2 separate regions of the Homo sapiens genome follow, and region 2 is linked to region 1. A link is an interaction called in ENCODE POLR2A ChIA-PET data of the cell type or tissue named here. Cell type or tissue: MCF 10A. All regions are shown on one strand.

Region 1 (4,000 bases):
TGAATGACTGTTATATCTCTCAAACTTCTGAATATTAGGGCTTCAAAGATAATAAAGACATCATATTTGTGTTCAAGGAGCTTATCTAGTGAAGGAGTACCACTGCTTTTTGTGGTAATAAACTAAACTTTTGGGAATGTGGCAGCAAGAGCTGAAGCTATTTGGAGAAGGCTGCTCTTAAATATCATTCCTGTTAGACAAAGCCATCTGAAAAGCCACTTCATAACATAACAAAAACTATTATATTTTTGTAGAAGACTAAATATTTATCTCTAATCAGCATAAATCTTTTACAAACTTGCCCTGTAACTGAATCTATTTTCAGTTGACCTTTTCTGCTTGGATATATTTCATTTCACTCTTAACTGTGCAGGCAGGGAGAAGTATTGGATGAGAGCTGTAGAAAGGGGTCCATTTAAGAATGAACTATCCAGTCTTGTTTAAATGCCATTAGTGGGGAAAGAGCAAGTACAGAAGGAAATATTGAAGATATGGGAAAGGAAGATACCTAAGAAGACATTAAGGAGGGAATCTAAATAAAGCTCTTGTCATAGGACAGGAGAGAGATTTTCCATTGAAATGTTCCCATTTCCATGCCTTTCATTCTCTCTTATGCTTTTTGTAGTCTGGCTTCTAATTCTACCACTCTAGAATTACTCATGCAGAAGATGGTTAATAAGCACATTGTCTCAGTTTCATGGATATTTTCCCCTTTTCTGTAGCACTCAGTGCACTGGTTCTTACTTTGACTTCTGAGACATCTCTTCTGATTTTCTTCTTACCTCCTTGAGTATTTCTTGCCTAGCTTCTTCATGAATTTCTTATTCCATGAACTCTTCTTCCTAATTAGGACTCTTCTACAAGCTAATGTCTGGAGAGCAGGGCCTCTGTCTTACTCATCTTTGGTCCCTAAAGGCCCAATCTGATTCCTAGAATACAACGAGATGCATTGAATTTTTGTGGAAGAGAATGACTTTCACCTCCCAACTGACAGTGTTTTCTGGGCCCTGCTTTCACTGTCCATGTTCCCTGGGTGATCCATCCAAAATTCATTTCCTTAATGGCCACCTCTAAGCTGTTAATTACTTTCTGAGTTACAGACATGTATAGCCAGCCAACTTCTTACGGGATAGATGATTCAGACTTGTTTTCAAGTTTAAGCTTGAAACAGTATTTTTATCCCTGGACAAATCTTGCTGTACTCTCTTTATAAGGAGAATAACACCATCATCTACACAGTTTCTCAAACTAGAAACCTAAGTCATCCCATGTCTCTCTTTTGCTTACCATTCACATACAGTCATCCAATTTCAATTGCTAAATATTTCTTGACTATATTGCTGCTTTATGAGCTCAATTGACCTTACATTAGTTTAGGTTCACATCACTAGATTATTGTGCTATTGTTTCTAACTTTTCTCCACTTCACCTGTCTCTCTTTCAATTTACCTTCAACACTGAACAGATGGTGTTCCCTCTGAGATGTAAATCTATCATACTATGTGTGTGCTTATAATCCTTTATTGCTACACTGTCCAATATGGTAGCCAGTAGGTACAGGTGGCTATTTAAAAACTTATGTTACCTGGGCACAGTGGCTTACGTTTGTAATCCCAGCACTTTGGGAGGCCAAGGTGGGAGGATCTCTTGAGTCCAGGAGTTTGAGACCAGCTTGGGCAATATAGTGAGATCCTGCTTATTATATTTATATATATATATGTGTGTGTGTGTGTGTGTATAATATTCACACACATGTGTAGGGGGTATATGTGTGTGTGTATATATATGTGTGTGTGTAATATATATGTATATACACATACTGGGTATAGCAGTGCAGGCCTGTAAGTTCCAGCTGTTTGGGAGGCTGAAGTGGGAGGATCACTCAAACCTAGGATATTAAGACTGCAGTGTGTGATGATCACACTACTGCACTCCACCTTTCATGACAGAGCAAGACCTTGTCTCAAACAAAGTTAATGAAAAATAAAATGTAAAATTCCAGTCCATTAGATATACTAGCTGCATTTCTTTTATTTATTTAGAGACAAGGTCTGGCTCAGCTCACTGCAACCTCTGCCTCCCGGGCTCAAGCCATCCTCCCACCTCAGCCTCCCAAGTAGGTGGGACTACAGGCGCACGCCACCACACCCAGCTATTTATTGTATTTTTTATAGAAATTTGGTTTTGCCATGTTGCCTAAGCTGGTCTCGAACTCTTGAGCTCAAGTGATCTGCCTGCCTTGGCCTCCTAAAGTGCTGGGATTACAGGTGTGAGCCACTTCACCCGCCAACTAGCCACATTTTGAGGGCTAAATAATCACATGTTGTTAGTGGCAACTGTATTGGACAGAACAATGCAGAATATGTCCATCACTGCAGAAAGTTCTATTGGGTAGCACAATTCTATGGCATTTCATGGGATCAATGTTCATACTCTTTAGTATTTAATTAGCTCCTTAATCAGATTTTTTGGTGTTTTTGACATGGAGTCTCCCTCTGTCACCCAGGCTGGAGGGGAGTGGCACAGTCTTAGCTCACTGCAACCTCCACCTCATGGATTCAGACGATTCTCCTGCCTCAGCCTCCCCGAGTGGCTGGGACTACCGGCCATCATTTTTTATTTTATCTTGTCTTCCAGTCTCTAGTGAACTATATTTTTATGCAAGTACATTTTTCAAGGATGGAATTCTTTGCATTCTTTCTTTATTCTCTTGTTTAACTCCTGGTTGTCTTTGAAGATGAAATGGAACATGTACTCTACTGGGAAATCTCTGTGATTCCAGACCATTTTGAGAATACCTGTGTTATGACATTATTTCCAGGGGACTATAATAGGTGGTTCTGTTTCTGTCTTCTTTTCTACACTGTTTGCTTTTTATACCTTATTTAGAAAATAGTAGATTTTCACGTTTTCTGAATTAATATCAAAAGGAAATAAGAAATAATGTATCAGGCTGGGCATGGTGGCTTATGCCTGTAATCCCAGCATTTTGGGATTCTGAGGCAGGCAAACTGCTTGAATCCAGGGGTTGAGACCAGCCTGGGCAATATAGTGAGACTTCATCCCTACTAAAATGAAAAAAAGAAAAAATTAGCTAGTTGTGGTGACCTGTGGCCCCAGCTACTCAAGAAACTGAAGTGAATCACTGGAGTCCAGGAAGTCAAGGTCGTACCCCTGCATTTGTACCCCTGCATCCCGGAAACAGTTGAGGCCAAGGTCATACCCCTGCATTTGTACCCCTGCATTTGTACTCCTGCATCCTCAAACAGATGAGATCCTGGAGAGAGAGAGAGAGAGAGAGAGAGATCGAGAGACAGAGAGAGAAGGAGAGGAGAGAGAGGGGGAAAAGAGGAGAAAGAAAGATAAAGGAAAAGAATAAAAAAGAAATAATGTATGTGAAATCAAAACATGTAAATGAAGATTAAAAATGTGAGGTAGCTGTGTGAGAGTGGTGTTAACATCAATCCTGCAATAATGTAGTCATTTTAACTCATTTCAATTCCATACTGGAGCCTCATGATATATGCTTGTGCAGAGAAGTCAGTTTTTTTAACAGGTGTATATTTGCATGTATTTACCCAAGATAATGTGCAGATTATTCACCAGTGTATATCTAACATGACTGCAGTCCTCAGGGTATTAGAGTACAACCAGAAAATGCATTCCTCTGTAATTGATAGAGGTTGAATGTGGGACAAAATGGAGAAACTAGATTGAGATGCTTCTGGTTAGTTATTGCAAAGTTTTTCTGAAAACAAAATCAATAGCATTTGAACATTACTATCAACTGGTAGCAATGCTCAGGTGGTATCTACCAATACACTCTACCAGTGTTTCTGGACCCATTGCTACAGCAAGCGTCTATTCTGACTAGATGGTCCTTATGCCCTGCCAGTTGTTAAATAGCTAAATATCTTGAGTATCACCTCTACTCCTACACTTCAAAGTTCCTGAGTTCTTTTGTCATGATCTCCAGTGCCCATTGTAGTATTTCTCTTCT
Region 2 (4,000 bases), 110 kb after region 1:
ACCAATTGACCCAGGTTGACCTGTAGTGCAGAAGCAACAAAGGCTCGGTCCACTCCCCTGGGAACTCTAGAACTGAAATGGTCTATCGACTCTGTGCTCCTGGCAGGCAAGAACGTCAGGTCTTTGTACCTCACTAGTGACCTGGTTTGGAGGTGGGCTGCACTCAGAATGGGGTGTAATCTCAATCAAGGCAGCTGCTATCAGGCTGGGCAATTCCTGGAAGGTGCTGCAGCTATGAGCAAAAAGCAGCCACCACTTCCAGCCACTAGAAGAATGAAGGCCTCTGTTCTGAAAGACGAATCTGGGGATTGCATCTCTCTATATACTATAACCCAAACAGCCCAAAATTCGAGGAACACCATGTATATTTTAGTTGCACACTGTGAGAAACACATTCGCCTGTCCAAACCCAAAGAATGGACTCGGAGACACAGAGAACAGCAGAAGCGAGATTTTTAACAGCAGTCTTGCAAGATTGGGTGTCTGATAGGCAGGCACAGCTGGGGCAGTTACAGCAGGTAATTTACCTCCTAACATGCAAGAACCTCCCCCAGTTCCTCATTGGCCGAGTAATATGGGGTTACAGTCTTCCCGGATGTCACCTGCGTTTCATTATCCCCCTTATAAGGTTATACCCCCGTCCGTTTCCCCACTTAAGTTTTGATTTCCCAATAATGAAACTTTCTTCCTTTTTATGGGTTGACCCCTCCTCTACATTCTGTTCACTTATCGTGACCTTCTAGGTGCATGAGCCGTGCGGTTTGTCACGTCCACAGGCTGGTTGCCAGTACTTAGCTTTATTAGGCCTTGAAAATGGACCATTTAAAATGTTTTCTCACACACACTTTTTGATTACCTGTTTATTTGCCCACAATTTATAATATTATTTTCCTTAGAGAAAATAGAAGGATAATTTAGTCTTGCCTTTAAGAAAACTGTTCAAAATTACAGCTGCACTACTGTAAATGTGTTTTTCCCCTAAATTTGGAAAATTATTTGAAAATTTGGACAAATCTCTATCAACTTTCTTTTATATATGAACTGTAATATTTCAGATACTATGAGTTTCTTTGGCAGTGACTAAATTTAAATGTTGTTTGTAATGGTGACACTCATTCATCTATTAGTATTCAAATATTCCTTGTAGTGAGAGTTATGAGTTTTATGTTGAGTCCTGCCTCTTCATTTCAGGACACAAGGGAATTGGCACAGTAGTGGTGGGTACATTCTGGAAGCCATTTTGACACTGAGACAAGCAAAAACTTACCTATAAATGGAAATAACTGTAAAGCACAGATATGTACATCTTACTAATCCCAAATTAAATGTGTCTGTAGCTTAGCTGCATTCTCATAACGCCTGCAGCCACTGAGGCCAGCCCACACAAAAGGGCTGGTCCAAGAGAGAGACTGAAACTGAAGTCTCAGTAGCTTCAAAATAAATCTGCCTCCACCCCCGGGGCTAATCACTTTCTAAGCTTTTGGTTTATTCACTATCCCTCTACCCTATGGTTCTTGCTGCTGGATTTCACACACCGTCAGCCAACACCGTGAACAAATTACTGAAGTGCATCAGAATCTTGGGTTACAAGCTCAGTAAATATAGGGGAGACATGGAGATATAAAACTCCAGTTTCTCAGGTCAGGTTGGCCCTAGTTAAAGAATTACACAGTGTCAGTCAGGCACTCCCTGCTCTTGGCCCTGTGCCCAGCTCCTCTTAGAAATGGAAGTTCCTTTCATGTGTCCTTTTTAGGTAGGTTATAACTTCCTCCAAGACCGTGGCTATTTCTTTGGATTCAGTTATTGTCTAAGGAAGCACAGTATTTTCTGCCTGTACCCTCTGTTTCTCCTTAAATGCCTCTGGATTTCACAATGAAATTATTTTTCTCAAAGTCACCTGAACTCCCGCTACATAGTATCTCTGTGCACACCTCACAGAATTCTCAGAACTGGCTGTTCTTTCAGCGAACACAGCGTCTCTTGCTTACTCCCTTGCATTTCATCTGAATACACAAACACTCTTTCTCTTTAGTCAGCTCTTCGAAAAGTCCCAAACGCTTATAGGACTCCTCTTTTTAAAGCCCATTAAGGATAACTATAATAAATCCTATAAGAATCAATATCTAAGATCCCAAGGCAGAAGCTAAAAGTTGCTGCAAGCAAAGATCTGACGATGACATACATCTTTTTAGAATTATGCTTAGAGTTAGATGGCTTGAAGAAATCTAACAAATTACATTTCTGAAAGTTTTAACAGAAGAAAGTACCTATTAAATTTAAATTCTGTATCAACATTTAGTGTGATGACACTTTCAGTGATAATGTTTTTCAGGGTGCAGTAGTTTGATGCGTTTCTTTTGCTCATTGAAGGTCTTATTAATTAACTTTAAAAACTTTTTTCATTTTGATTCAACAAATATGGATAGTATAAAGATTATTAATGGACGAGATTATTAATTGACTCATTTCTTCCTTCTCTTGGATTCTTTGAGGTTGCTGACATTTTTACCCAATTCCATTTCACAGCCTTCTCAGATTCCTCAAATGTAAACATTAGACAGCTGGATATAAGTTGTTTTCAATAAAGGACATTTAGCTCTGAAATGTCTTCCTTGCTGTGACACTGTCAAGTCTCATATTCCCCACCTTTCTTAAAGGGGCACATAATGACTATATTTTTCATTTGGCTACCTGATATAGATGACAACTGAAGGAAAAGTATTTTAAAACTCATTTTATGCTAATATAATCACAACTCTAATTTTGGGGATTAATTTTATGTTAATTTTAGTACTGTTACCCTGAGGCATTTTGTGGGAAAGATGAAAATTTGAAAATGGAATAAATAAAAAAAGTATTTATTATCTGGTCATTCAATTATTTTTTTCTATTTTTACTTTTCTCTAACACATATGAGTACATTAAAATAATGATCAACTTTCTCAGCACGTATCAGCATCATTGACATAAAATGTTCCTACAGTCCTCCATTTATTAAAAAAAGTTCTCAAGTTCTCAATATGTTGGCAAATTAGAGGCTGTTTTAGCAAATCTAGTCCTATGTTCATAAAATAAAGAATATTGGAATTGTAGTTGCTTCAATAATAAAATCAATGGCAAATTGAAAAATCCTTCAAAACTCAAATAAGTTAATTATTAAGTTATCAACTTAAAATTAATAAAGGCAATCAATTGTCTCTTTTAGTCTCTCTTCATCTTACCCCACCATCCACATACAGAGACAATTAAGCTGCTAATTTAAATGCTTAGGACAAACTCAAAGAGGCACAAAAACTGCTTAGTTAGCCTGAGTTCATCACCTAGTGGGAGGGCAATGGCAGAAAAAGAAGGAATTGTCAGTTTTCTTTACTCTGCTCAGCATCTCTCATTGATTAAGATTCCTCAAGGGCAAGAACATTTAATGGGCTTCAGTGTATAATTTGTCTGTCTGCCTCTTCTCAGAATTCATTATATTAACATTCTTTCCTCTGTCACTTAGTTTCAGAGGTAAAGCAAGGAATGCTTCCTTTTTAGAGCTTTGCAGTTTGAGAATCACATCACTTCAAGATTCTTGATTAGTTTTTAGTTTCAAGGCAGAAAAAGCTTGGTGTTTTTCTTTGTCCACGTGTTTAATGTTGGTTTCATTTGACTTTTACTTGCAACCAGAATTTACAAGGGTTTGACTAGTGGTATGGTGGTAAAGTTGTAATGACTGGCAAACTTGTTGCCACCCAGAATCCCTCTCTCCATCCTAAAAAAGAGCCTATATTGGCTGGGCACGGTGGCTCACGACTGTAATCCCAACACTTTGGGAGGCCGAGGCGGGCAGATCACAAGGACAGGAGATGGAGACCATCCTGGCCAACATGGTGAAACCCCGTCTCTACTAAAAATACAAAAATTAGCTGGGCGTGGTGGCACGTGTCTGTAGTCCCAGCTATTTGGGAGGCTGAGGCAGGAGAATCACTTGAACCCAGGAGGTGGAGGTTTCAGTGAGCCA

What was found. ChIA-PET counts read pairs that join two places held together with the same protein. Peaks named below come from ENCODE experiments on the same cell type or tissue, not always from the same donor. Only the 100,000 strongest peaks of a DNase experiment are listed, where the experiment ranks them.
Region 2: POLR2A ChIA-PET joins it to region 1 with 6 read pairs; 2 of 35 experiments call an interaction of 5 or more read pairs at or near these places.

The regions. Positions count from the first base shown.
Region 1 is chr5:100,541,129-100,545,128 of GRCh38, forward strand. All of the region lies in intron 1 of FAM174A (family with sequence similarity 174 member A), which reads left to right. Among named protein-coding and RNA genes, the nearest start is that of FAM174A, 7.8 kb to the left of the region's middle. In MCF 10A, no CTCF peak of the experiment used is centred here; no DNase peak of the experiment used is centred here.
Region 2 is chr5:100,646,136-100,650,135 of GRCh38, forward strand. No RefSeq gene overlaps it. Among named protein-coding and RNA genes, the nearest start is that of FAM174A, 110 kb to the left of the region's middle. In MCF 10A, no CTCF peak of the experiment used is centred here; a DNase peak (open chromatin) is centred at 1,686.